7 separate regions of the Mus musculus genome follow, and all the other regions are linked to region 5. A link is a loop called in an ENCODE intact Hi-C map of the cell type or tissue named here. Cell type or tissue: heart. All regions are shown on one strand. Region 1 overlaps Smg6 (Smg-6 homolog, nonsense mediated mRNA decay factor (C. elegans)). Region 2 has its middle 9.1 kb from the start of Mnt. Region 3 overlaps Smg6 (Smg-6 homolog, nonsense mediated mRNA decay factor (C. elegans)). Region 4 holds the start of Tlcd2 (TLC domain containing 2). Region 5 holds the start of Hic1 (hypermethylated in cancer 1). Region 6 holds the start of Prpf8 (pre-mRNA processing factor 8). Region 7 overlaps Smyd4 (SET and MYND domain containing 4).

Region 1 (4,000 bases), 190 kb before region 5:
TTACATGTAAATATAAGCAACTTATAGAGGATTTCTTCTATTTATGGACTAACCTGTGTGATTGATAGCTGTGAGAAGTGAAATAACTAGGTTAAAATAGGAATAGATAATGTATACCTTTCTATCTGAAATTATTTCATATCTATGGAAAAGTTGTAAGCAACAGGGTGTGTGTGGTGTTTGCCTAGAATCCCAGCAATGAGGAGGTAGGTGGATGTGGGACAATTGCAAATTCAAGGCCAGTCTGGGCTACAGCAAGAGCAGGTCTGAAGGGATGGGGAAAGAACTTAGGGAGGCTGGGACAGTTGCCAGAGATAGACTATACCAGGTAAATTATCTGTGTGTAATTAGATGCCAGTCTGTTTGATGGGAAGCCAGTCTGTTCACACCATTCTAGTCTACTGCAGACTCTTAAGAGCTATTCTCTGGTCAAGGTTTTGCTACTAATTTTGGTAAAAGCTGTTGGTAAAACCTTTCCCACTATCCCTGACCTTGATAAAGCATGCTGTAACTAGCTTGAGCTTTTAAACTACATGTACATCATTTAGCTCTTTAATTGCTGTTCAGTGTAATTAATGCACTAAAGGCAAAAATAAAAATGGAAGCTTTATTCACCAAGTTTGATGTTGAAATCATTGCTGCATCTCATTTCTGTATAAAAGATAGAGAACTGCCATAATTTTATTGGTGGTGTGTTCTGCAGACTGATGACCCAGTAGTTTTTATTCTTTGGGGGTATACTACCCAGGGCTATTGAATTTGTTCCTTATTCTAATAGTTTTATCCTCTTTGCTTTTATTTTTTTACATTTATTTATCTGTTTGTTTAGTCCATGTATGTGTGTGGGCTCGAGTGTACATCTGGAGATCAGAGAGGAACATGTGGGAGTTGCTCCTCCTCTTCTACCATGTGGGTCTTGGAGATTGAACTCGGATTGCCAGGCTTGGAGTCAAGTGCCTTTACCTGCAAGCCATCTTGCTGATCCACTAGTTAATTCCCCACTTGAAATAAAAATTTCTTTAAAATTTTAAAAAAAGTCTTGAGGCAAGGTCTCACTGTGTAGCCCTGCTTCTCCTGGAGCTCTCTATAGAATAAGCTTGCCTTCGCCTCCGAGATCCACCTGCCTCCCACGGCCTGCTGGGTTGTGTGCAGCACCACTCTCAGCAGCAGGCAACAACTTCAGCCCTCCCTCCTGGCAGACCACAGGGTACTGTTTCTAGGACATCGGGGAGATAGTGATATTGAGTCTTGAAATTTCCCTGCTTGGGGCTGCAGAGATGGCTCAGTATCGACTGCTCTTCAGAGGCCCTGAGTTCAATTCCCAGCAACCACTTGATGACTCACAACCATCTGTAATGGGATCCACCGCCCTCTTCTGGTGTGTGTGAAGACAGCTACAGCATACTCATATACATAATGCAAATAAATCTTTTTTTTTAATTGTCTCTTCTTCCTTTGGAGTTCAATTTTACTCCCCAGCCCTCTCTTTATTTTCCCAAAGGAATTATCTCAGTTTAGATTGAGAAAGATTTTGTAGAATCTTTGATTCAAGATTGCAAACTGGTGGCTCATAGGCTACATGTGGCTAACAATTGAATTCGGAACTTAGCTAATGTTAAATATTTTTTATTTGTATCTAGTACTTAAAAAGCCAGAGCGGGCTGGTGAGATGGCTCAGCGGTTAAGAGCACTGACTGCTCCTCTAAAGGTCCTGAGTTCAAATCCCAGCAACCACATGGTGGCTCATCCATAATTGACAGCTACAATGTACTTACATATAATAAATAAATAAATCTTTAAAAAAAAAAAGCCAGAGCACTTTACATTAAAAACAAAACAAAACAAAACAAAACAACAACCCATATTTCATTTCCCAGCTTGGTTCTACATAGAACATTTGTTGGGACTAGAGAGTAACAGTCAGAGGTTCCTGTTGTCACCACCAACCTACTTTATGCCTGTCCTCTGTAGATACCCTAATCTTCAGCTCCAGATTCAGAACTGAACTCCAATTTCAAGTCAGTAAAGTATTGGAAGAGCCGCCTTAGTGATAAATACCTTAACCTTAGCTGTCAGAGGCCTGCTTTCCTACATAGGTAGAAAAACAGTTCATAAGTACGATCAGGAATTTCTCTAAAGTTGTTGTTACTCTATCTCTGTCAGAATTTAATTTCAGTTATTACGGAGCCAGGAGTGGCTTCTCATCCTATAGAGAGGAAGAGACATCACCCTCTGTAAACCTGCTCAGTTCAGATTCACGGCTTCCATGTCTGCACAAGGGTGCCACTGCCAGCAGAGGGTGCTGTCCACTCACTGAGTCTTGTGTTATCCTGGCTCAGCTGGAAGGCAGCTGTTGGGCATGTGCCCTGGGTCTGTGTGAGAGTTTGGGCATGTCCATTTGGTTCCCATCCCCAGTGCCCACCCCTTTAGACCCTGGCCAGGTTATTGTGTCACTGGGGACTGTATTCAGTAACAGGAAACTGGGGAAAGTTAATTGTTTTCTCCTCTCCCTTTTTCCCATGCAGCTGAACAAAAGGTTCATCCTCAGTTTTCTCCATGCCCATGGGAAGCTGTTTACCCGGATTGGGTAAGTGTGCAGGATGTTTATTTTATTTCCCTACATTACAAGTCATTTTGGAATTTAATATTGTTAGCAACTAGCCTGTGTTTGTAACTGAGGGCACAGGGTGTGAATTCTTAGAGGCCTCCACCTTCTCTTCATTCTCTTTCCTACTGTGTTCATAAAATTTGAGATATATCACTATCTTTGTCTTTCCTTTTTTTCCCTTTCTTTTCTAAAGCCATTCTTTTAGGACAGTCTTTCCCAGTCCCCTCTTCTTGTCCTCCTGGGTTCTGTTGACTCTGTCTTCCTGCTTAACTCCCAGGAAGTCTGAGATAGTCGTGCTACATCCTTGGGTGCAGCTTCCAGGGGTCCTCCTTGGGGAAAAATTATCTCCTAATCTTTCCTCAATAACAGAGTAACATTTTCCTTCCTCTGTGTTCTTCTGACCCATCCAACTTCCTATGCACTCAGTCCCTTGTGCCACATTGCTGATCTCAGTAAATCTCTGTAAGCCCCAGGGAAGGCAGTGTGTGCAAAGCCTTAGGGCTTTCTCCCTTGAGTTCCTGGGAAGAGTTTGAATGTTCCTCTTGGGCATCAGAAGAGTTTTCCTGGCAATATAAAAGCTGCACAGTGCCTTCAGTGTCAGAGGAGATGTGTGCTGAGTGTCTCTGTGCAGGGCCTCCTTGGGTAAGGGACATCAATGTGAAGAAGCAGCATCCCTTCTATAAAGGTGCACTGCTCAATTGGCTTTGGGTTTTTGAGACAAGGTCTCTTCTGTGTAGCCCAGGCTGGGTTAGAACTTGGCAACTTTCCTGCCTCAGCTTTCCAAGTGCTGGAATTCCCAAGAGTACCACTGTGCTTGGGTTCCTGTTGGCTTTCAATCTTTTTTGAATATTGGTTTTATTGTGAGCTGCCCTTAGAGGTGATTGGCTTCACATTGCAAATCTCCTGTTATGGCATTTTCCTTTTTCTTCAATGCCATGAACTTGTAAGGTTCCCTGTAATTATATAGGTTTTCTGCAGGGAGACAGGAGTCAGGTCGGCTTCCATATACTTTGTGTTTACTTTTTTAAGATGATGGAAGACTTTGTGTCCTGCTTGAAAAGCCATTGCCCTGTTGATTGTGAGTGAAAGTGTGCTTCACATTATATTCCTCTGGCATCATTTTGGGCAAGAGTGATACTCAGGGCCATTTTAAGGATATTTTAGATTCTGAAGTGACTTGGGATCATCGGAGAAGTGCCAAAAGATAAAAATCTCTACCATCTGAAATAAGTGTGGAGTAATTTATTTGGGAAAAATAAACTGTGTATGTTAGTTGCTTCTAAGTTCTCCCTAGCACCATCAGCATATGCTCCAGTGGAAGAAGCTTTGTCTAACTCAGCTGCATCCTGAGTGCTCATTTAACAGTTGTGTGGATGAAAAAATAAACATTCT
Region 2 (4,000 bases), 350 kb before region 5:
CCTGGGACTTCTGTGTGCTAGGCAAATGTTCTCCCAACTGAGCTGCATCCTCAGTCGTCAAATCTAGTTTCCTTAATGAAATCCTGGGATCTCTGAGCTCAGTGGCAGTTAAGTGCCAGAGAACCTGGCAGATATTTAATAAATAATAAATGTTTGTTTCATCATAGGTTAGCAGATGTTCAATGATTTTGAAACAGAAATGGCTAGAGGTGCAATTGTAGTAGAACATTTGCCTAGCATGCACAGGGCCCTGAATTCAATCCTTAGCACTGCAGAACACACAAGTTACCTAGGAGATTGGCCTTCTAGCGGCTAATAGTATTTTCATGTTTTCTCCTGGTCTTTCTGTAGGTGTATGTGGTTATTTTGAGTTGTATTATTTTGTTTAATTTTCTGTTGTACTTTTTGTTTAGCTTAGATTTTTTTCATGTTTTTATAATTATGTATTTTTTTTACACATTTTGCCCATTTAAAATGCCCTTCCAGCACAGTATTGACTTTTGATTATGTCTAGTTGTTAGAGAACACTCTTTGTTACTGGAGTTAGATAAGTTGAATCTGCATCTGTGTTTCGTTCCTAGGGTTGAGACTCTAATGGAGAAGGCTGTATAGATGCTAAGATAATGTTCCTAGAATTTGAAAACGTTTGACAAGAGCAGTATCGCTATGGTCTTTAAAAAAAACTAGAGCTATGAGTATCTTTGCATTTTTGATTGCCTTTTTTTCTTACATTGTCTAATGAGATGACATTGTTTTGTTTCATTTCTCAAGACAAGCTTTCTCTGTAGCCTTGACTCTCCTGAAACTCACTCTGTAGACTAGGCTGGCCTTGAACTCACAGACATCTCAGTGCTGGAATTAAAGGTATGTGCCGCCACCACCTGGCAACATTGAAGACATTTTAAAGGGACATCTGAGGGTCTGGTCATATATGTGCTTTATAATTGAAGAGAAGTTTTTTAAAGAAATGAGTTAAGTGCTGTGGTATAGAATGACTCTCTGCTTAAGTGTCTAGAGTCAAGTTTGTGTTGGTGCTGGTGGATTGATATGAAATTAAATCTTTGTGGTATTATCTTAAATTCTATTCTGGTCCCTGGAATTGGCTTCTGATCTCCTGATAGCTAAAGTGGGAACAGAAGCTGAACTTGTTTTCCAGTGAGAACTAAAGTGCTTTTGTTTAGAATCTGCTGGGTTTTGTCAGTGTGGTTCCTTCACCCCATCTGTGCTCAGTTGTTCCTACATTAGAGCTTTGCTGTACTTTGAGACCAAGTTGGCAACTCTGAGGAGGACTTTGTGCTAACCTTAAGTGTTCAGGTCGATTAGTTAATTTTAGAAAACAAACCCTTCCATTTCATGATGGAAATCAAAGCTGCTGTGGTCCAATAGGAGTAACTGGCCAGGTGTGGAAAGATGTGAAAGTCCCATGCAAAGGCAGCCCAAGGCCATTTTGTTTTATTTTGTTTGGGTTTTGAAACAGGGTCTCATTCATTCAGGCTGGCCTCGAACTTTTGAGGTAGCCAAGGCAGGCACTTAACTCCTGGTTCTCCTGCCACCACTTGCGCAGTTTCTGGGCTTACAGATGTTGCCATCTTATGTGGTTTTATGTGGTTCTGGGGATTTAACCCATGCCTTTGTTAGTGTAGGGCAAGTCCTGTACAGCCTGAGCCTCATCCCTTATCAGAGAAGGGAGTAAATGCTGGCTGTGATGACCTCCTTGTAAGCTCAGCATGTGGGGAGTGGAAGGCAGGCTGAGGTCAGAGTTGCTCTTGCCTCCATTGTGAGTTCAGGGCAGAGGGAGTTGTGTGAGAGAGATGCTGTCTGTCTTCATAGCTTTCTTAACTTGCAGCACTTTTCTTCTGGAACCACACGGGGGCACCTTCAGATCCTTTAATCATGATCCTGAACTTTACTGTGAGAGTGGATCAAGTTATATCCATATCTGTGGAATTTTCTTTAAATATCCAGTTGTATCCAGAGAAGTACTTATGTAAGCAGGTATATTTTCACACAAAAAAAATTTAAATGGGAGTATAAGGAAGAATAACAGTTACTCCCTGCAGTCTTTATTTGGCCTGATTCCTTTTAAATGTTCTGTGTTTTTAGTCTCGCCTGAGCAGTTTTTCTCTTTTACACCCCTGTTGACTCTAGAATATACTCAGATTGGACCTGTCTTTTGGATCCATTTCTTTTCTTCTTTTTTATTTTTTTTAAAAGATTTATTTATTTATTATATGAGTACACTATAGCTGTCTTCAGACACTCCGGAAGAGGGCGTTAGATCTTGTTACGGATGGCTGTGAGCCACCATGTGGTTGCTGGGATTTGAACTCGGGACCTTCGGAAGAGTAGTTGGTGCTCTTAACTGCTGAACCATCTCACTAGCCCTGGATCTATTTCTTAAATTGTTGTGGGGTTAATGAGGATCCTGGGGAAGGGGTGGTAGTAACTGGTCAAAAGCTCAATGCTCCAGGACTGGTAAGATAGATCTCCTAGAGAAATGAGTTTCCATCTTGCTCTGAGTGTGATCTTATTGGCAGGCTAACATGCATGTGAGAAGTTACTCGTAGGAAGAGTGGTGTGGGTTCTCTGTTGTTTGTTTCTATAAACTAGCTGGGCCTTTTTTTCTTAAGGATGTTTCTGTATAGGTTAGAACGTGCATATGACTAGCCCTGTATGGTTGTAGGCTCAAGGAGAAACTCTTTGTCTCTTTATGGTACAAGGTCAGGGTCAGCAGTGACCCTTGCATGCTGTTTACAAACTTTAGTTACTGCTCCTTGAGTATGGAGGCGTCTTGGGCACCATCGGGAGTGCCCTGAGGAAGGGGAGAAGGGGATGTGTTTACATTGTTTTTAGGGAGTTTGTTGCTCTGAAGATTTCATTTGCTGAATGGCCATCTCCTCAGTAAAGTCTTGTCATGTTCATTAATAGAACAATTGGCCTTTGCCTCTTAAAGGAAGCATTAATGGTTTTGAAAGGTGCTAATCATCCCATGTGCCTTGTGTGGGTACCACTGTAGTGTTAAAATGCCTGGCTCAGGGTACTCAGAGCAATAGAGCTTACACATGCCTAAGATCCTGTTCTGTTCTGGAAAGATCTGCTGTGACTCACTCAAATGACTAAAACAGTGGTTCGTTTCTTTAATTGCTGGTTGGAGCAACTAATGCTGCCTTTGTGAATCTGTGCTTTTACCCTGGGAAACTATGTTGTGACTGAGTGAAGACCTCGTATGTCTTTGGGATATAGGCTATCTGGCTGTCTGAGTCCAAGCAAGAAAGCTCAGGGCCTCTAGGCTCTCCTTGGGAGATAGAAGATCATGGGTGTTCCTTAGCAACAGGGAAAGTGAACAGGAGAGCAAGGTACAGGGCTGAAGTTCAGCTGCACTTGGCAGAAGTGGCTTGGAAGTAAGCTCAGAGGAGGGCAAGCTTGTACTCCAGGTACTGTTCACCCAGGGCAGGGAGCAGTGGGAGAGCGCAGCTTGGCAGCCTCTCAGCACTGGGTTAGCAGTGCTGTTCCACTCCTTATATAGGGCACCAGTTTGACTGGGCTTCGGCCTCTGGAGAGTGAGACGTGAGAGCGCCCTGCCTGCGGGAGGACTCAACAGCAGGGGACTTCAGACACAGCAGGGGACTTCAGAAACAGCAGGGGACTTCAGAAACAGCAGGGACTTGAGACACAGCAGGGACTTCAGACACGATGACATTTCAACTTGTGTCCTCTCCTCACTGTGTGGAGAGTCGTAGAGCTTTGTCAGAAACTCTCCTGCTGTTGGTCTCAGGTGAGAAGGTTAAGACCTTGATTAAACCTTTAAGGGTAGGTAGGCAGCTGTAGAGTACTGCTTATGGACCAAGAGCAAAGCCACCTTGTGTGTCATGAAATGATCAGGAACTGACCATTGGTAGTACATCTTCCATAGAGATTGTCTCATGTAGTCACCCTATTAGGTGTTGTCGTATCCCTGCGTGGCTGCTGAAAGCAACAGAAGCTTCAAGACCTTCCGTAA
Region 3 (4,000 bases), 220 kb before region 5:
CATCATAGGTAATAGGTACTATTTCTAAATCTAAAGATACTCTTCAAGGATACTAATATTCCTGTATTAAAAGTGAGCATGGGCCAGCAGAGTGGCTCCACAGATAACAGTTTACCTGCCAGCCTGATTACCTAAATTCAGTCCTTAGGAACGACATGGTGGAAGGATAGAACTGACTCCTGAAAATTGTCTCTGACCTCCACACATATACTAAAGCATATACTTGTGGCTTAGGCATGTCCCCTACCCCAGTAAAGAAATATATAGAATAACATTTTTTTCAGGTTGGGCATGTTGGCTCATGCCTTTAATCCCAGTACCCAGGAGGCAGAGGCAGGCTGATCTATGTGACTTCGAGGCCAGCCAGGGCTACATAGTTAGACCCTGTCTTAAAAAAAACAAAATAAAAAAAAAGAGGATAGGAGATCTTAGGAAAATTGTTACCTAAAGTCTCAGTCAAATCCTGGATGAGCTAGTGTTTGAATCTGGGTCTGTCTAGTTGAGGATTTCATTATAGCATACTGAGTAATGAATGACAATAGCCAATGTGAAGAGAGTTGGACATTCTCTAAAAAACAAAACATAATTGCGTTTATATTTTAAGGGATTTCTTTGTTCTCTTTTCTTCCATATGAATATTTGATTCTTAGAGTACCTCTGCATATAAGATGAAGAACCATACTGGCCGTGGAAACCTCCCTGGTGTGATTACCTTAGCTTTTTGAGTGGATTGCTTTCTGCTTCTTGCTGGAGTCCTTTACAGTTGGAGGGACAGGGCAGGAGAGATAAAGTGTTTCTTGTATCAGCTGGGTATTCTGGTGTCAGAAAGAAAGCTGAGCTTGGCCAGGTGGTACAAGTGGATATCCAGCTACTGGGTCACAAGTTCAAGGCCTGCTTGGATTACAGAAGTTCCTGGCTACCAGATTGATAGTTTAGTGAGACCCTGCCTCAAAGTAAACTTTTTAAAAAGACTAGGACTATAGTTCATGGTAGGGCATATGCATCGTATGTACATTGTATGTACACATTCCTAAGTTCAATCACCAGTACTTTTTTTATAAAAGGGAGAAAAATGGGCTGGAGAGATGGCTCAGTGGTTAAGAGCACCGACTGCTCTTCCAGAGGTCCTGAGTTCAAATCCCAGCAACCACTTGGTGGCTCATAACCATCTCTAATGAACTCTTAACTCCCTCTTCTGGAGTGTCTGAAGATAGCTACAGTGTACTTACATATAGTAAATAAATAAATCTAAAAAAAAAATTTTTTTAAAGGGAGAAAAAAAACCTAACCAACCAACCAACCAACCAACCAAAACAAAACAGTTGACCAAGTATCTCTTCTTTCTACAGAGGAGGAAGCTTGATGCTGTATATTACTATATGCGCAGTTTAGCAGCCAGCAACCCTATCCTGACTGCCAAGGAGAGTCTCATGAGTTTATTTGAAGAGACTAAACGAAAGGTAAGTAAGAGTGCACGTGGGCTTATCCTTCCTAGGAGAATGCATGTCCTCTGGGCTGAAGTGTGAGGAGATGATGAAACACATCTTCACATAGACCCTCTGGGCTTCACTGACGGGTTATCAGTTGGCCCCTGCAAAGAACGGATATTGAAATCAATCTTCAGGAGGGCTTGCAGGGCCTTTAGAGCGTACCTGTTCCACAGCACCTAGTTCACAGAATTAATGATCTATATGGCAGCAGAGGTGGTCTCTGCTACTTTGGTACTGTAGCAGAATCCTTAGATTTTTATAGTCTTTAGCCTGCAGACACAGATGATAGAGGAATTTTTCATTGGCTGACTGGGAGAGTCTGAGCTTGTGTGTCTGTTGTATAGGCTGAACAGATGGAAAAGAAGCAGCATGAGGAATTTGATATGAGCCCTGATAAGTGGCGAAAAGGAAAGAAGTCTACTTTCCGGCATGTTGGGGATGACACTACTCGCCTGGAGATTTGGATTCATCCATCACATTCTCGGTCTGCCCAGGGCACTGAGTCTGGGAAGGATTCTGAGCAGGAGAATGGTCTGGGCAGCCTGAGTCCCAGTGATGTAAGTTCCTGAGAATGATGCAGTGAGCCAGACTAGAGTCTGGCTGCCTCAGGTCGTGCAAGCTGGGGCTGAGGCATAGACAGGTCCCAGCTTTAAGACATTTATCGATTTATTTAAAGAAAAAGGATCTTGTTCTCTATACCGGGTAAGCCTGGAACTTACGGTGTAGCCCAGACTGGCCTCTAACTTGTGACAATCCTCTTATCTGACTTGCTCATATAGGGGTGAGCCACCATGCCTAGCACCCCCACTTACTCTGGAGAGTACGACCCACTAACTTTAGGTTCCCTTATGCCTCCTTGGTTCTCACAGATCCCTTTATCTTTGGCATGTGCTTCCCTTATTTACCACTATGTGGCACTGTAGAATTTAGTAAATGTAGAGTTAGAAATTGTTTTACTGTTTTGAGTTGGGCATCACCAATTTGTATGAGAATTTGCTGAGATTTTGTACTTTGCTGAGATAATGTATTTAATCTTGAATAGCTTTCTATTTGGAGTATGAACTAAAGCAACATGGGTAGGATGATTAATCTGTTTTGTGATTTATTATTTATTTATTTAGATTTGTTTATTTTTTATGCATGAATGTTTTGCTTGCATTATGTATATGCACTACATAAGAGTCTATGGAGGGGGTCAGATGGGGTCAGATCCCTTGTTATCTGGAGTTAAAGAGGTTTTTGAGCCAATGTATAGGTGCTGGGAATTGCAAGAATAGCCATTGCTCTTACCCTCTGAGCCATCTCACCATCTCCAAGCCTTTTATGAGGTAACCTCTTATGACTTAGAGTGTGCCAGGCTAATGATTCAGAAAATAGCATCTTCCCTTGTTTTCAAGGTAGCATTTTAATAGAGTGAGCAGGTAGTTAGGCTTAAGTGTGCTGGACTTTGTTTAGGGGTATGTACCTGATTTTCTGCGATCACAGTAGTCATTTGTCAGTTTAAGTGTGAAGAATGAATGGAAGTTTAGCTAGAGAGGAAGGAAGTAGAATGGACTAGCCATCTCAGATTCCGGAGCTTAGGGAGAAAGAACATGGGAAAAAAGGTTCAGTGACAGGAATTCAAATTAGTTATAGAAGGATTTGAATCAATAAGTGGTTTCAGAGATGGAAAGATATGTGTCCAAAGAGCTTGGTTAGATGGGGGGAGCTCAGAGAGAAGAGAGTCAAGAGTAGCACCTAGGTTTCTGGTTTAGAAATTGAAGGGGTGGCGCTAGAGAGATGACTCAGAGGTTAAGGGCACTGACTGCTCTTCTGAAGGTCCTTAGTTCAAATCCCAGTAACCACATGGTGGCTCACAACCATCCATAATGAGATCTGACTCCCTCTTCTGGTGCATCTGAAGACAGCTAGAGTGTACTTACATATAATAAATAAATCTTAAAAAAAAAAAAAAAAAGAAAGAAAGAAAGAAATTGAAGGGGTATTGCCAAGTGACCATACCTGTAAGCCTTGTCCTTGGGCAGCTGTGCAGGGGGATTAAGCACAAATATAAGGCTATACTGTTACCTAGTAAGTTCTAGGCTATTATGAGCTATTGTATGAGATCCTCTCAAACAACATTAACAACAAAACCCTACAGGACTGTTCCCCTAAGCAAAACAAAACCAAGTAGTTAGTGGTCAGTTTCATAAGGTGGACTATAATGGTAGACCAAGTTTTAGGGCAATGATAATGAGTTTAATTTTAGAGCTGTTGCATTTGTCATTGTGTAGGACATTGAAGTAATGATACTCAGATGATAACAGGTGACTGAAATTGAGGAGAGTGGTTTGGATCAAGGAATATTTCTTGTTTGGGGGCTGGAGATGGAATCCAAGGGTATGTGCTTGGTAGGCAAATACTATCTATTATTAAACTGCATTCCTAGTCCTGAAAGGGACTAATTTTGAAAGCATCTTGCTAGATAATAATGATACCATGAGAGTTGAATCATTTCTTCCAAGTTAAGA
Region 4 (4,000 bases), 300 kb after region 5:
CTTCTCTTCTCGTGGATGGAAACGAAACAGCTCTTCACATGAACTGTTGTCCTTCCCCCACCCCCTGACTACTCACCCAGCTCAGGGGGATTAGGATGGAAGGAAAGGCTATGGTTAAGTCCCAGGCAAGCTCGTGGGAGGCTAGTCCTCTACTGGCTTCTCACCATGCATGGGTGGTCCAAGGCTTTCCCTCCACCTAAAGCAAAACTGTAGCTCTTGGTTGGGTTCTAGCAACCACTGCCATTTATTTTCTGCCTTTGCTTTCCAGGATAGTGAGACTCTGCTCAATACTGTGCAGGCAAGAAATTGTCAGGGGAGATGGGTTGTATGATATGAGTCCCTTCTGCTGCCTCTAGCTCCTGATTCATTCTCACGTATGGGCTTGGTCTCTGATTGTGGTTCACCTTTGGCCCAGTCTTCCTAACAGAAGATGGGTTCAGGGGGTACAGGAGGCTGTTTGTTGTATTTGACAGGAGGAGGAGTTCTAGCCTGTTCCCCATTTGTGAGAAACTGAAAGTCATAGGGGAGACTAGATCATCTAATCCAGCCCCACTGCAGTCTAAGCTGAGGGATAGGATGTGTAAGGGACTGTAGCAGACGGGCTGGGGAGGCTGAGTCGGCTCACACATTGCGACAAAGATTGCCCTTCCCTCGACCTCGCTTGCTTTCTTTCCTCCTCCCTTCCCTGGCCACAGTGTGTCCCTCCAGCACTGGGTACATGGCTCTGCTGTCCTCATCCAACATGGAGCCTCAGAGGTGAGAAAGGGCAGCCTGGAAGCAACAGAGGCAGGCACAAGACAGTGGAGGACCTGGCCTGGAACCACAAGGGCCTATCCGGACATTGGTCAGAGAGGCACGTAGAAGCCTGGAGAACACCAGGAAAGAGAGCAGCCAGCCAGCCTCAGTGAAAGACACGTGCTTCCAGCCATCTCCTCTCAGGACCTGCCTTCCTGGGAGATGAAGGGCCTCCAGGAAGTATGGTCCCATCTCTACCCTGCAGTTTCTATAAACAGCCTCAAGGAGCATGAGCCACCTCTGAAAGGAAATACACAGCAAATTCAAAAAGAGATTCAAATGTGTAACACTGTGGGAAAACATATCTATGACTGGGGTTGTAGCTCAGTTGGTAGGTTTGCTTAACATGCACCAAGCCCTGGTTCTGTCTTCTGCATTGCATAAAACTGAACAGGTTGGCCCAGGTCTGCAATCCCGGCACTCTGGAGGTGGTGGCAAAGGAGCCTACATTCAAGGTAATCCTCTGCTATACAATGAGTTCTGAGCCAGCCTGGGCTATATGAGACTGTCTCAAAAAATAAAACAAAATAAAATAAAGCATTGGTTAGTAATTCAAAGAAAGCAGATGTGGCTGAAACCGTTTTCCCTGATCATAATACAACAAGCAAATGAAAGCCAGAAGAAGGCTCCTGTGCCTTGTGTGTGGCAGTACCAACCATTGTGAGAGATGCCTTTGGACCTGGTAGTTTGCTGTCTTAGAAATGTATCCTAAAATAAGGATTTGGTTATAAAATGTTCATCTCAGGGTTGTAATAGAGAAAAATGGAACGCAGCTGTTTGTTTGGAAGTCCATTCCTTTTCTGCTGTCATGAAAATGTATAGCTAGGGCTTGCCTAAGTAAATTATATTCATCTGATGGTGGTGTTCTGTGCAGCCATCCAAAGTCTTACAGAAGAAAAATTGAGTGGAAATATAAATATTGAATACTAAAAAGATTATAAAAGTATGAGTTTGTGACTGTTTTTAAAATATGAACACATACTTGTAATATATTTTTTTAAAAACCATCCAATTGAGTGGAAATATAAATACTGAATACTAAAAAGATTATGAAAAGTATGAGTTTGTGACTGTTTTTAAAATATGAATGCATACTTGTAATATATTTTTTAAAAAAACACTGAAAGTGGATTCAAAATGTTAAGAATGGTTGTTTTTGTATGGTGGGATAGTACAATTGTGAATTTTCCCCTTGTTTTTTCTGTCTTTCTAATTTTTAAATATTGTGCATTGCTTTCATATGTTAAATAAAATACAAAAGACAAATAAATGTTTTAAAATTTTTACTCTTTTATGAGTGTTTTGCCTGTGAGTGGCAGGAATCCAACATTGTCTTCTGAAAGCAGCTAGCGCTAACTTCTGAGCCGTCTCTTCACTCCCTCTGTAATTTTTAAAAAATATATTTGTATGTTATATTATGTGTCTTTGTGCACCAGAGTGTGGGTGCACATTCTGCAGAGGCCAGAAGAGGGCATCAGATTCCCTGGAGCTGCACGCTGTTTGGATCTTCTGATGTGGATGCTCAGAATCGCACTCAGGTCCTCTAGAAGAGCAGCAAATGCTCCTAGCCACTAAAGCCATCTCTCCCTCTAGTCCTCATTGTCATGTTTAGATTTTGGAGAATTTGCTTGTAGGAGGATGGGCTACACCAAGTGCCAGGTGAAAGAAAATGTTTGCTTGGGATACCTATTGCTTCTTGAGTGTGTGTGTGCATGCTTGTGTGTGTGTGTGTATGTGTGTGTGTACACTGGAGCTAGGAATCATATCCAGGGGCCTTTTCAAGCTCCACCACACTAAAGTCAATTCTATGAACTTCATTAATTGTCTGAATCCACCTACTCTCTACACACAGGAAGCATTCCTCTGACTTTCTGACTGTCAGCCAGCTAAGGAGGTGTGGCTTAGAATAAGAAAGAAGGGAAATGCTCAAAACCTGTCACTCTTTGGGGGATTTGTGGTTGGAAAGGATATTCCTCTTAAGGCCAAAGGGGTCTAGAATCTGAAGAGTCTTATTTTTAGCTTGTTTGTTTTTCTTACTTGAGACCTGGGGAGGGGAGGTGTATGTGTCTTCCATTTGCTTCTTCTACCTAATAAAGTTTCTTGGTGATGTTTGGGGGGGGGGGAGGGGGTAGGACTCAAGAAGGGATTCTCCCATAAGCTGTTCCGTTTGGGTAGTACTATGTAAGGAAGTTACAGGTGGGCAGAGCTCGGCTCTGCCTGACTGGCGTGCTCTGAGGTAAAGGTGAGATGGTGCAAGATTTGGGCCCTCAGGAGTTGGCTCTGTTGGCCCTGTACCTTCTGGTCTGTGGGTAAGGATGACCAGTAGGTGAGAGATGAGGGAACCAGAACAGAAGGTGAAAGTTAGTGGGGCGGAGCCCCAGACTAGTCAGGTGGGGGTAAACTAGATGACTTTCTGGAACCCCAAGGGGCTCGGAGACTAGTGGTGTTGGAGAAGACCTCTAATGTGTTGTAAGGCCTCTGAACTCAGTAGCCGAACTTGATGCCAGAAAGCCCCAAACTGCTAAACCCAAGCAGGAGCGGGACGCCATCCGTTCCATGGCTTCACCCGAGGTGGCCCCATGGCTGCGCCAATCAATGAGCAGCCGAGAGATAGGGGCGTGGACAAGCCAGGAAAAGTTACAGCACGCTGGAAAGATAATACAGGCCAGGAAGCCCCAGGCACAGCAGGGTGGAAAAGCTAGATCCCGATTCTGCCGGAGGGGGGCCCCTTCGAGGTCCCGGGCACCGGGTGCCAGGATCAGAGAAACTGACTGAAACCTAGCTGACCTGCCCAGACCATGGCATCCTGGGGACTCCTTGTGGCTGGCGCTTCCTTCACGGCGTTTCGGGGACTGCACTGGGGGCTGCAGCTGCTGCCCACCCCGAAATCTGTTCGGGACCGCTGGATGTGGCGGAACATTTTCGTTTCGCTGATACACAGCCTACTCTCTGGAGTAGGGGCGCTGGTCGGGTGCGGAACTTGGGGACTGACAAAGCACTGAGGGGCGGGGGTGGAAAAGAGGGCCTGGAAGACTGAAGTTGGAACCTTTTGGAATGGAACTGGTTTGGGTTGTGGATGGGTGGGAGTACCCAGTGGGAGAATGGATCTAGGTCTGGGAGAAATTGACCTTAGCTCTTTGTCTTCTCCAGGCTGTGGCAGTTTCCTCAAATGGTCACCGACCCAATTAATGATCACCCACCGTGG
Region 5 (4,000 bases):
GTCTTGCCGGTCCGTCCTCCCCGCGTCCTGGTCGCGTCTCAGCCCCTCCGCGCTTTCCGCACACTCTTATCTGGAGCGGCCCGAACCGGCAGACGCTGCCGCGGCCATGGCGCCACCTCGCGGCCACGCGGGGACTGTGTGCGGCTGGGCTGCGACCTCTGGCGCACACCTGGGCCAAGAGGCTTGCAGATGCGGAGCTGAGCAGATCTTGCAGGTTCGCGCGCTTCCAGATGTGCCCACCTGGAGACTCAGATATCGGACCTGGGAGTCCCATAAACCTGGGGGTTTTGTGCTGAGTGCTCCCGAGTACATATTTATATGTTATATCGCGCCAATTCGGGGGGGGGGAGGGGAAGGTTCTGTCTTCAAATGAGGAACTCTTAAGCCAGGGATGGTGGCGCATTCTTGTAATCATCCTAGCATAGCACCCAGGAGTTGGAAGCAAGAGGACCAGGAGTTCAAGGTCAGCCTCTACTACCTGAGACCCTATCTTAGAAAAGGGGTTGGGGTGGAACACTACGAACAGTATTCTGTGAGAGGGCGAGCTTAGAAATCCTAAGTGAGATGAAGGTACATACGTTCGGAGCAGGAGCGGGGCGGCTTTTATTAGACATTTCTGAACACCATTATTCACTTGGACTCAGTGGAGAGAGACACATTCCAACTCTCCCTCAGACACATGTTATCAGTATGCACATCATAAACCGTCCACACTCAAACTCTGTCCAAGCAGTGACAAGGGCGCGCCATGTTTACACAGACCGCCCACCCCCTCCCGGAGTCCCAACTTCTTGGGCTACTGCGGAGGCTACTACGTGAAACGGGGTAGAGGTCCTACCAAAGAGCCCTCCCCGAACTTGCGGGTCTCCAGAAGGACCCTAGAGCCCTCCATTGGAAATAGCTGGACAGAGCCCCCTTGCGACGTGCCCCTCAAGTCCCCAATCCCCCATCTAAGCAGTTTTGAGGGATCTTAGTTTGCCCCCCCCCAATACACCATTCGAGAGATATCACGAGAACGGGCGGCTTGAGACCCCCTCAAAAAAAGATCCTACACGCCACACAAGGGAGAGCTCATTCATGTTGGTGACTCCTCTTTTAGGAGGGAGGGGAGCGTGCACCAGCTCTTGGGTGCTCACCGGAAATGTCCCTGCATAGCGGGGCGGAGGCATAAGCACCGTTGCAAGCACCGCGCCTCCGTGGCCCACGCTCCGCCTCTTCCCCGCACCTCCTGACCCCCGCCCACGCTATAGGGGGGGTCCCCCCAAACCGCCCACAGCTTCTTATTGGCTGCGCCATCCTCCGTGGCCAAGCCGGAGAGGCTGGGGCTCAGAGTTACTATGGTAACCAATGAGGTTCCCGGGATCTCATCTCTCAGAGGCCTTGGAGAGCTTAGCAACCGCGCGGGGCGCAGGGCGGGTGGGGGCTACGCTCGCCGCACCCCACGCTGTCTTCGAGCCCCCACTCCCCCGCTTGAGGTAGTGGCTGAGTCACTCGCCCGGGGCAGCCGGCCGGGCCTCTAGCTGTACCAGTGAGACACCAAGGTCTTGGGCGCCTCCTAGAGGCTGCGTTTCTTTGGCAGGAGACTTCTATGCCTGGCCTAGGCTTCTGGTCCAAAGAGTCTTCAAGGCTCACCAGGTTTCCGCGACAGTGTGCTCCGCCTCCATCTAATCCACTTACTACTTCGTATCTCCGTACAGTGTCCATACAAGACAAACACTGCAGTCCCACGGTGGACTCCACAATTTCTGAGCTCTAGGAGAAGTGAAGAGGTACCTTGGTATCTCTGTCGAGGGATACGCCTTGGGGCTGAAGCGGAAGTGTAACGGAGCGTTTGAGGATAAGAAGGCTCCCCAGAAGTGCTCTTAGGGATGAGTTTTGACAACTCTGAGTTCTCCCACAAGCAAGGGTGTCTCTGATGTCTCTGTTTTAAATGTTTTCTCCTTTTAATGGGGTTAGATCGTGCGAGTCTGGAGAGAAAGCTCTGTATGTGTTTTACACAATGGAGTTTATCCGCTGGTTGACCCATAAGGAGGTCGGCTGGGTCTTCAGTTCCTTCTTGTTCTATCCCTCTCCACCGACTCAAGCCCTTGTTGTATCGCTATGGGGCCAACCACATAAACCTTGCCCAAGTTTCACTGTGTACTCCCCTCCCCTCCCCTCCCCTTCTCTCCTCTCCTCTCCTCCACGCCCCACCACCACCACCACCACAGTTTCAAGTCTACGGCTAGCCTCGAACTCACAAAGGCGTCTACTTCCCACGTACAAGGATGCGCACCACCATGCCCCTCCTCTTAACTTTGCTTTCCCCTTCTTCCTGAGCTCCTCTGGTCATCCTGGTGCAGCTTCCTCCTCTCCGTGAACGCATGACGACCCCATTTAGAGCCCGGAGACAGAATCGGGCTGTTTTGGAGGACCTGTTCCATATCGTATTTGCCTTTAGTCTATTCTGACTCCTTTAGAAAGGAGTCCCAGCTACACACACCCTCTGCCAAGCTATTGAGCCCCCTTAGTCTCATTTTCTCTCTTACAGGCTCTGCCTATGCCTATTCCACCCCACTGAGGTGGCCCCCTCGTGCCCCCTGGGGCACTGCCAAGTTGGCTCTCCAGTACTTGTCAGGCTAGCCCTTCCTTTTGTGGATACTCCGTACAGGGATTTTCCAAACTCTTACAGAAGATCTTCTGCTCATTTCTAAAGTCCAGACCACTCTCCTTAGACTCCCTGATCTTCTCTGCGGTTTCCACCATCTGACCGGTACCTTTCCTCCTGTGACCCAGTCAAGAAGCCTTCCAAAACTCCCAGGCTTCTCCACCCCTCTTTCCCCAGCTCCTAGATGTCAAAGTCCGAGGTGCACTCTACTCCCCTCCTAAACCGGTCCAGTTTCTTGCCTCACCCCCCACCCCCCCCCCACACACACACCAGGAGAGAGCGAGGATACCACGGTGGCCAAATGGGAGTGATACCATCGCGGGGCATCTTCTGGCGTCAGAGGACTGTAGGGTCTAGGGAATGAGCAGTGTGGTTTGGGGCTGCCAAGGGAGGACCCCTGCGGTCCAGGAGAAAAGAACTGAGATCCTAGGACTCGCAAAGCCCCGGAAGGGGAGAGTGAATAAACACAGAACGGGGCCTCACCCTCCCTGCACTATTCTCCCCCAGCCCGTCGCCTGCAGTTCCGGAAAGTTAACCCCTTGGAGGCCAAGCCTGGGGTTACGTACTCCCCTACCCAACCCTGCTTCCGCGTGCGCACCCTCCTCCCGCTCCAACTCCCTGTCGCTTCGTCCCGCCCTCCCCTACGCCCCCCCTCCCCGCTTGCCACTATAAATAGCCTCTTTTCCCGTTTCCTAAATTCTCTGCTGACGTCGGCAGCGCGTCAGTGTGTAGGAGCCGCGGCCGCATGAATGAGCCGCCGCACGAGTACTACGCGCGCCTATAAAAGCGGCGGCGCCGGCCGGGCTGCGGGAGGCAAGCCGGCACTGGTGCGACGCGGCCCGACAGGTAAGGACCACCAACAGTCGGAGATGGGCAGATGCGCGGACGCCATGGGAAGGCGAGGAGGGGACCGGAGGGGCGGCGGGTTGGAGGGGGACTCCGGAGTGAGGATGGGGGGCAGAGTGGGAGGGACGAAGGTTCCTTTCAGCTTGGTGGACCAGGGGCCGGCGGCTGACCCAACCCTATGCAGCACCTGCCGGCACCCAAATGCAGACGCAGACACTATGGAGAAACATCAAGCGGAGAGCCGAGCCCCCGACCCCATTTCCCGAGGCTGAGCAGCTCCTGCGCCATCCTTTCAAGAAAGTGGGGAGAAGGTGCTGGCGTCTCAGGAGACGCGCCCCCTCATTTCTCCCCTGTCCGCAGAGCGGTGACTCAGCCTAGATGGCCCCGACTGACTGAGCCAGGGCGCCCACGACAGACAGACGCACACCTCGGCCCTGCGGCTTTCTTGGGACCCCCGTCCTGCATGCTCCACACACGCCCCTTCCCTGTCCCGTCCCTTCCCGTCCG
Region 6 (4,000 bases), 320 kb after region 5:
TGATCTTTTGCTGCAGTCAAATCCTTCTCATCCATCTTTCCTCGTCAGGCTATAATATAGACTCTCCTTGCAATACTTGGAAATGCTCTACAGTCAGCTACATCCTCAGTCCTGCTCCTATATTTTTTCCTAAGCTTCCTTCTAAGGTCTTTATTGGTTTATGATTTACACAGAACATTTTTTTTTCTTGTCTATAGCATGCGTTAGAGTGATCGTTGCCAGATAGAGGAAAGAGAAATGAGAGAAGAAGGTCGTTACCAGTGAAATTCCCCAGAGACATTTCTAAGTTTTCTAGGTTATCTCCTTTCCATCTCCCAAAGAAGCACGATTATTTGTTTTGATACAGTCTCTCTCTAGATCCTTGGCTGTGCTGTACTGGAACTTGCTATGTAGATTTGGCTGGCCTTGAAAACACAGAGATCACCTGCCTCTGCCTCTCAAGTTCTGGGATTACCATCATGGCTGGCAGGGTTTTTATTTTTATTCTTCAGTTAATTTTGTTGCTTGAAGCTCCAGGCATTAAATCTAGTACGTTACTTCTAATAATCAAGCATTAAGCTCAAAATCTGGCGCCCTGAAGTCAGATTACCATGCTATGCTTGCCAGTGCTCATCATGCTGTGTTACAAGAATCTTTAGGCGTTGGGAGAGACAGCTTAGGGGTTAAAAAGATTTACTGCTTTTGCAGGGGACCCAGGTTCCCAGCACCCAAGTGGTAGATCATACCTATCTCCATTCCAGGGGAGCTAATGTCTTCTTTTAATCTCCCTGGGTACCAGGCATGTCCGTGGTGGGCAGACATACATGAAGGCAAAACATTAATGATTCTTTGTTTTGTTTTGTTTTGTTTTGTTTTTGAGGTTTGGTAAACACTATATAGCCGAGGAAGAATTTGAATGTCTTTTTGAAAAAAAAATATTTTATGTATATGGGTTGTTTGGGTTGCATGTATGTATGTGCACCATGTGTGTTCTGTATCTACAGAGGGCAGAAGAGGGTTTTCAGATCCCCCTAGAATCAGAGTTTCGGACAGTCGTGAGGCACCATGTGCTGGGGATCACACCAGGTTCTCTAGAAGAACAGCTAAAGCTCTTAATCGTTTAGTCCTCTTTCCAGGACCAGACTTTGAATTTATGACTATTCTGCCTTTAACCTCCCGCCCCTCCACCCCCACCCCCCACCCCCCACCAGTGCTGAGATCCTACAGGTCTATGCATTGCCAGAAATGGAATGAACCAAGGGCCTCCTGTACAAACTGAAGTACATTCCCATCCCAGATCATCATACATTTTTGCCAGCCTTCCTTCTGCCTTGGATGGTCCAAGAGTTATTTGACTCTTTGGTACATAGTTACCACTATTAACAGTAATGTAATGAAGGAATAGAAGAACAAAGGATTCATTGAGTAGGAGTTAGTACTACATATCAGCTCTGAATTCATGAGAATAAATATAGGGGAAATGTGCAACGTACGCAAACTTATTAAAATTGTATGGCTTTGGCTTTTGAGGAACAATATCAATAGCCAATTAAATGTCAGATCTATTAGAGAGGGCTCCTAAACTGACTGGCAGAAGGCGGGGCGTGAGCCTACCCTGACCACACCCCTCGCCCTGAAATCCGCTTTTAGACCCGCCTCTCCGGCTCGGGCTGCAACGTCAATTGGAGATGTCGCTAATCCATCAGAGCATCTCGGCGTCTATTGGATGAGCTTCTGAGCCTGGTTGCGCACTTCCTGGAGTTGGGAACGCGGAGCGGACGTCGTCTTTCCGCCATTGCTCTGCGAGCCTAGCCGCTACCTGAGTGAGGGGCGACAGGTGGGTGGTGGGCGTCTGAGGCTGAGCGCAAGGTAATCGAGTGGGCCGAGCGGCCCGAGGAGCTGCGCCAGGCCCGGGTCCCGAGCGCTCAGCCCGGCTAGAGTGCAGGCCAGGGGGCTCCGGACGTGTTCCATCTGCCCCTTGTGGGCCCGGGCCTAGCTCATTAGTTTTGGCCTGCCTCTCTATCCCAGATTCTCCCGGCATGGCCGGAGTGTTTCCTTACCGAGGGCCGGGTAACCCGGTGCCCGGCCCTCTAGCCCCGCTGCCGGATTATATGTCAGAGGAGAAGCTGCAGGAGAAAGGTGAGAGGCGAACGGGAACGGCGTGCGCGGGCTCGAACGTGTAGGCGGGTTTCATTTCTTCCCTCCATAGGCAGGTCATCAGGGGTGTGCTTATTAGCAGTATTTACATTTTTAAAAATTGAGTCCAATCATTGAAAGTTTGGAAGTGCCTGTTATTTTGCAGGAGCTTATTGTGTACGTGTGTGTGTGTAAAATGCATCAATGACGATAAAACCTGTTTCCTTATAGGGTTTGCATTACTATGTAGGAATTAGACAACAACCCTCCCCAAAACATCTATAGCAAAAATATCAGGTGGTTTGGGGTAGTAAAATGGCAGGATACTTGGCAGTGAGTATTTCTCTTCACAGCATGCCGAGGGTTGCCCCAGGGCAAGAGTTAGGGATAATTAGGGTAAATGTGTGCAGCCCTTTAAGCTGAGGTGCTTTTCTAGCTCGAAAATGGCAGCAGTTGCAGGCCAAGCGATATGCAGAGAAGCGGAAATTTGGGTTTGTGGATGCTCAGAAGGAAGACATGCCACCAGAACATGTCAGGAAGATCATTCGAGACCATGGAGACATGACCAACAGGAAGTTCCGTCATGACAAAAGGGTCTATTTGGGGTGAGTAACATCCCAGGATAATATCATATGGAGTTTGACTTCTTTCCTTCCTCTGCCCCTTCATTGACAGTGCTGGATAGAGGGACTAGCATTTGGAATGTGACTTTTTAACTGAGACAGTTTCCCTGTGTGGGCATTTTTGCCCTGGATTTAGCTCTGTAGACCGGGCTGCCCTTTAACCGATAGGGATCCCCATGCCTCTGCCTCCAAAGAGCTGGGATTGAAGGCAGATGTCACCGTGTCCAGCATGGAACATGGCTCTAGGCTGTACATAGGATGACTGTAGGAGTAAGGCTAGGACCACTGGGATTCTGTGATAGTTTCCAGATCGTCTACCTATGCCATTGATTGTTTTGCTTTGCCCTGCTGGTGTTGTTGTAAAATGTCTGGTATTGTGGAACTGTTTGAAGCTCAAATTAAGACACTAGGCATTCTGGATGCCTCTTTGGTCACTATCATTCAGAGGTTTAGGATAGTTCATTCCTGGGGTCGCTCTTTTACTGTTAATTCTTCCACCTCAAGCTGCAGAGATTCTTAACATTCCATTTGGATACAAAAATTTGGCCTGTTAATTAATTGATGTGGGGGAAGCCTTGGAAGTTTTTTTGTTTTGTTTTGTTTTTGTTTTTTTTCCTTTTTAAAGATTTATTTAATTCATTTATATGAGTGTACTGTAGATGTCTTCAGACACACCAGAAGAGGGCATCAGATCCCATCACAAATGGTTGTAAGCCACCATGTGGGTGCTGGGAATTGAACTCAGGACCTTTGGAAGAGCAATCAGTGCTCTTAACTGCTGAGCCATCTTTCTAGCCCCACCTTGAGAGTTTTATTGCAAAAAATAATTTCTTAGCCAAAAAATAATTTCTTAGCCAGGCAGTGGTGGTGCACGCCTTGAATCCCAGCACTCGAGAGGCAGAAGCAGGCTGATTTCAGAGTTCAAGGCCAGCCTGGTCTACCGAGTGAGTTCCAAGACAGCCAGAGCTATATAGAGAAACTCTGTCTTGAAAAAACCATTAATAGAAATAACAATACATGATGTGAATAAAAGTACGACGGCAAAAAAAAAAAAAAAAGAAATAACAATAACAACAACTTCTTGCCGGGCAAGGTAATAGCATACGCCTGTAACCCCAGCACTTGGGAGTCTGATTACTTTGAGTTTGAGGATGGCCTGGTTTACAGAGTGAGTTCTATAACTGATAAGGCTGGACAGAGAAACTCTGTCCTAAAAAATAAAACATCAACAACAAAAATAACTTAAGCAGCCGTGGTAGTGT
Region 7 (4,000 bases), 220 kb after region 5:
CTTGAGCTTATTCCTCTGATGATACAGCTCTCCTGAAGTCATCATGGGCAGTGTAAAAGTAAAGGTGCCCCGCCCTGCCCAGGGGCATCAGTGAGGTAGCTGACTGTGAGTGGCTTTCTTCTCATCCCCTAACTGCTGCAACATCATCAACTGTGGAGCATTATATCCGTGGATTTTAAGTTAGGAAATGACAAAGATTAGATCTATGGCCAGGCACTAGTGCACGCCTTTAATCCCAGCACTCAGGAAGCAGAAGTAGGTGGATCTCTGTCAGTTTGAGTTTACAGAGAGTGTCTAGGCAGCCAGGGCTATATAGAGAAATTCTATCTGGAAAGAATAAACAAATCAGATCTGTATTTCAGGAAGATGCCTATGAGCTGTTTGACATGTGTGATAGAGGTCCTTAAGGACAGGAAAGTATTCCACATGTGTGCATTTTACAGAAATTGGTTATACACTGGAGTTAAGGACTGTTGGAATAGTTGAATGTTCACACTCAGTGTTCTTCAAATCAAATAGAAGAACAAGAATCTATCTGGGCATGGTGATGCACAACTGTATTCCTAACATGTAGAAGACTGAGGCATGCTATGTGTTTGTGGCTAACCTGGGCTACATAGTCAATATTGGACAGTCAGAGCTGCTACTAAAACCTAAAAAACAAAAATCTAATAATCTGGGATTTTATATTTTCCTTTTTTTAAAAAAAGAGTGGGCAGAATGTCTCTGATTTTGTTCAGATGGCCACAGAACCTAGAAAAACTGCTGCTGCTGCTGCTGCTGCATAGCACACAGCTAATATTTGACTATACGTATATAAATTTTGTTGTATACTTTAGCTGTGCTGTCAACTTTGGAAAAAAAGTATCCCAGTTTATCATTTTAAATTGGCACTGTACAGAAATTAACAGCCATATTAGTCTAGACACATTAAACTTCATTTTTCCATTTATACAGAAGCAATGTACTGTATTAAATATTCAGTCTTATCTACAGGGGTTTGATTACAGAAACTATCAAAGTATTCTCTAAATGATGAAAAAAGATTCAAGAATCTGACTGTAGATCCAAAGGACAAGTGGAGAAAAACTTAGGAAGAATTTTCCCTTTATCCCCTCCCTATATTGATCATCTCTTTTACTTCTAATAATAGTGGCCATTTATTGAACATACCCAGGAGTTCCTTTCATCACTTTAGATATATAATTTATCTCATCCTAAAATGACCTGTTGATGAGTCATCTCTCTTTCAGATGAGAAACAAAGACATTGAAAAATCTAACTTGCCTGCATAAGATCACACCTAGCCTCTTACTCACTCCATGAATATTCCTTTTTTTTTTTTCCTTTGAGACAGAATCTCACTATGTAGTTCTGGTTGTCCTAGAACTCAATATATAGACCAGGCTAGCCTCAAACTCACAGAGATCTGATAGCCTCTGCCTGCCGAGTGCTAGGGTTAAATGGATGTGTCACCAAGCCCAGCAAAATTTACCTTCTTAATTTTCTAAGACGTTTCTCCTCTTAAAAAATGGAACTATTGAGCCAGTCATGGTGAGACAGGCTTAATCTTTAATCTCAGCACTTAGGAGGCAAAGACAGGCCTATGGGTTCGGGGCAGCCTGATCTATAGAGAGAGTTCTATGGGTTAAAGTTTAGGGTTAAAGTTTTGAGACAAAACTTTGTGTCAAAAACAAACAAACAAAGCCAGACTGCTTAATAAGACAAATCAGACATAATATTATAAACAAGTATTAGTGTCACTCAATTAAAAAGTCACTCAGGAGGTGAGATCAATCCCCAGCATAATGAGGGGAGGAGGGGAGAGAAGGAAATGAATGGGAGGGGAGGAGGAAGGAAGAGAGAAAAAGGAAAGATCTCAAAGCAGAACACAGGATGTAATTTAAGGCCTAAGCTCTCGACTGAAGTTGTCCACTTTTAATGACCCTTTTCATGCTCATGGTTTTCTGTCTTCGGTACATAGTGAAGAGTGGAAACCAAGGGTCATCCTGGAATTTCCTTTTGTTTTCAGGCATGTCTTAAAGACATAGTGGAAGCAGGTATGCATGGGTATCCTGAAAGACTGCAGCCCAAGATGATGGTGCGTAAGACAGAATGCCTGGTGAACCTGGGGAGACTCCAGGAGGCAAGACAGACCATCAGTGATCTCGAAAGCAGCCTCACTGCCAAGCCAACCCTGGTGCTTTCCTCTTACCAGATTCTGCAAAGGAATGTCCAGCATCTGAAAATAAAGATCCAAGAAAAGGAGACTCTCCCAGAACCCATCCCTGCAGCTCTCACCAATGCCTTCGAGGATATAGCCCTGGGGGAAGAGAACACACAGATTTCTGGGGCCTCCCTCTCTGTCAGCTTATGCACACACCCTTTGAAAGGCCGCCATCTAGTTGCCACAAAAGACATTCTCCCAGGAGAACTGCTGGTGAAGGAAGATGCTTTTGTAAGTGTCCTTATCCCAGGAGAAATGCCACGACCTCATCATTGCCTTGAGAACAAGTGGGATACCAGAGTTACCAGTGGAGACCTCTACTGTCACCGATGTCTGAAGCACACTTTGGCCACAGTACCTTGTGGCAGCTGCAGCTATGCCAAGTATTGCAGCCAGGAATGTATGCAGCAGGCATGGGACCTCTACCATAGCACAGAGTGTTCTCTTGGGGGGCTGCTCCTCACACTCGGGGTCTTCTGCCATGTTGCCCTGAGAATGACTCTTTTAGCCAGATTTGAAGATGTTGATAGAGTTGTAAGGATGCTTTGTGACGAGGTTGGTAGCACAGACACCTGTTTACCTGAAAGCAAGAATCTGGTCAAGGCATTTGATTACACAAGTCAGGGAGAGAGTGAAGAGAAGAGCAAGATAGGTGAACCCCCAATTCCTGGATGCAATGTCAATGGAAAGTATGGAAGTAATTATAATGCTATCTTCAGCCTTTTGCCCCATACTGAAAAGCATAGCCCAGAACACAGATTCATCTGTGCCATCAGTGTCTCCGCACTGTGCAGACAACTCAAAGCTGACAGCGTGCAGGCCCAAACCTTAAAGTCCCCTAAGCTGAAAGCAGTGACCCCAGGGCTGTGTGCAGATTTGACTGTTTGGGGAGCAGCCATGCTGCGACACATGCTACAGCTGCAGTGTAATGCCCAGGCAATAACATCCATATGTCACACAGGTAAGTCAGAAATGGTTTTTACTTACATTATTGGTATTTCAAGAGCTAATGTTTAAGGAGAAAAACACTATAAAGGAAGCCTGGCATCAAATAAATCAGTGACCTAAAAGGAAAACACAGCCGTCTTATATATCATTATGCTATTGAGAAGCTTTGAGCACATTTCTGTGAACCCAGAGCTTGGGAGGTGGAGATAGGATGATTAGGAGTCTAAGACAGCTTTAGCTATACAGCACGTTTGAGGTCAGCCTGAACTACATGAGAACTTGTCTCTTAAAAACTTGAGCCAGAGCCAGGTGGTGGTGGCACATGCATTTAATTCTAGTACTCAAGAGGCAAAGGCAGGCAGATCCCTGAATCCAGCCTCGTCTATATAGTGAGATCCCCACCAGGCTACATAGTAAGATCCTGTTTCAAATAAATAAATATAACAAAAACAGCAATAATAACAATAGCAACAAATTAATTTTTTAGATGTATTTATTTATTTTATGTATGAGTACACCATTGCTTTTTTCAGACACACCAGAAGAGGGCATTGGATCCCATTACAGATGGTTGTGAGCCACCATGTATGTGGTTGCTGGGAATTGAACTCAACACCTCTGGAAGAGCAGTCGGTGCTCTTAGCCACTGAGCCATCTCTCCAGTCCATTAATTAAAAATTTAAAACTAGAGTATTTTTAAACATTTATTCATTTTGTGTGTGGTATACATACTATAATACAGGTTCATAAGTCAATTCTCTTCTACCATGTGTGTCTTGGAGATCAAACTCAGGTTCTTAGGCATGGGAGCAAGTATTTACTTCC

What was found. Peaks named below come from ENCODE experiments on the same cell type or tissue, not always from the same donor. Only the 100,000 strongest peaks of a DNase experiment are listed, where the experiment ranks them.
Region 1: a loop joins it to region 5, with 5 times the contacts of the local background. A loop is called at or near these places in 38 of 42 quality-filtered maps.
Region 2: a loop joins it to region 5, with 5 times the contacts of the local background. A loop is called at or near these places in 9 of 42 quality-filtered maps.
Region 3: a loop joins it to region 5, with 7 times the contacts of the local background. A loop is called at or near these places in 15 of 42 quality-filtered maps.
Region 4: a loop joins it to region 5, with 2.5 times the contacts of the local background. A loop is called at or near these places in 8 of 42 quality-filtered maps.
Region 6: it touches region 5 in a loop (2.4-fold over the local background); 3 of 42 quality-filtered maps call a loop at or near these places.
Region 7: it touches region 5 in a loop (2.5-fold over the local background); 14 of 42 quality-filtered maps call a loop at or near these places.

The regions. Positions count from the first base shown.
Region 1 is chr11:74,979,327-74,983,326 of GRCm38, forward strand. Smg6 (Smg-6 homolog, nonsense mediated mRNA decay factor (C. elegans)) reads left to right here. Exons shown (of 19, transcript NM_001002764.2): 9 at 2,526-2,587. Among named protein-coding and RNA genes, the nearest start is that of Srr, 55 kb to the left of the region's middle. In heart, no CTCF peak of the experiment used is centred here; DNase peaks (open chromatin) are centred at 2,365 and 3,115.
Region 2 is chr11:74,819,836-74,823,835 of GRCm38, forward strand. It overlaps a transcript of Mettl16 not described here. Among named protein-coding and RNA genes, the nearest start is that of Mnt, 9.1 kb to the right of the region's middle. In heart, a CTCF peak has its summit at 1,871; no DNase peak of the experiment used is centred here.
Region 3 is chr11:74,944,173-74,948,172 of GRCm38, forward strand. Smg6 (Smg-6 homolog, nonsense mediated mRNA decay factor (C. elegans)) reads left to right here. Exons shown (of 19, transcript NM_001002764.2): 7 at 1,350-1,460; 8 at 1,835-2,047. Among named protein-coding and RNA genes, the nearest start is that of Srr, 20 kb to the left of the region's middle. In heart, a CTCF peak has its summit at 2,382; no DNase peak of the experiment used is centred here.
Region 4 is chr11:75,464,612-75,468,611 of GRCm38, forward strand. Tlcd2 (TLC domain containing 2) reads left to right here and starts at 3,439. Exons shown (of 5, transcript NM_027249.3): 1 at 3,439-3,766; 2 at 3,946-4,000. The coding sequence starts at 3,594. It overlaps Mir22hg (Mir22 host gene (non-protein coding)), which reads left to right. Exons shown (of 3, transcript NR_030711.1): 3 at 696-2,079. In heart, CTCF peaks have their summits at 2,250 (motif pointing right) and 3,537; DNase peaks (open chromatin) are centred at 760 and 3,420; H3K4me3 peaks cover 1,173 bases; H3K27ac peaks cover 1,104 bases.
Region 5 is chr11:75,169,105-75,173,104 of GRCm38, forward strand. It overlaps Hic1 (hypermethylated in cancer 1), which reads right to left and starts at 1,151. Exons shown (of 2, transcript NM_010430.2): 1 at 1-1,151. The coding sequence starts at 415. In heart, CTCF peaks have their summits at 124 (motif pointing left) and 1,570 (motif pointing left); DNase peaks (open chromatin) are centred at 67, 827, 1,347, 3,367 and 3 weaker places; H3K4me3 peaks cover 3,474 bases; H3K27ac peaks cover 96 bases; H3K27me3 peaks cover 3,728 bases.
Region 6 is chr11:75,485,074-75,489,073 of GRCm38, forward strand. Prpf8 (pre-mRNA processing factor 8) reads left to right here and starts at 1,704. Exons shown (of 42, transcript NM_138659.2): 1 at 1,704-2,118; 2 at 2,552-2,720. The coding sequence starts at 2,019. In heart, no CTCF peak of the experiment used is centred here; a DNase peak (open chromatin) is centred at 1,668; H3K4me3 peaks cover 2,060 bases; H3K27ac peaks cover 1,759 bases.
Region 7 is chr11:75,388,040-75,392,039 of GRCm38, forward strand. It overlaps Smyd4 (SET and MYND domain containing 4), which reads left to right. Exons shown (of 11, transcript NM_001102611.1): 5 at 2,033-3,188. Among named protein-coding and RNA genes, the nearest start is that of Serpinf1, 33 kb to the right of the region's middle. In heart, a CTCF peak has its summit at 2,398; no DNase peak of the experiment used is centred here.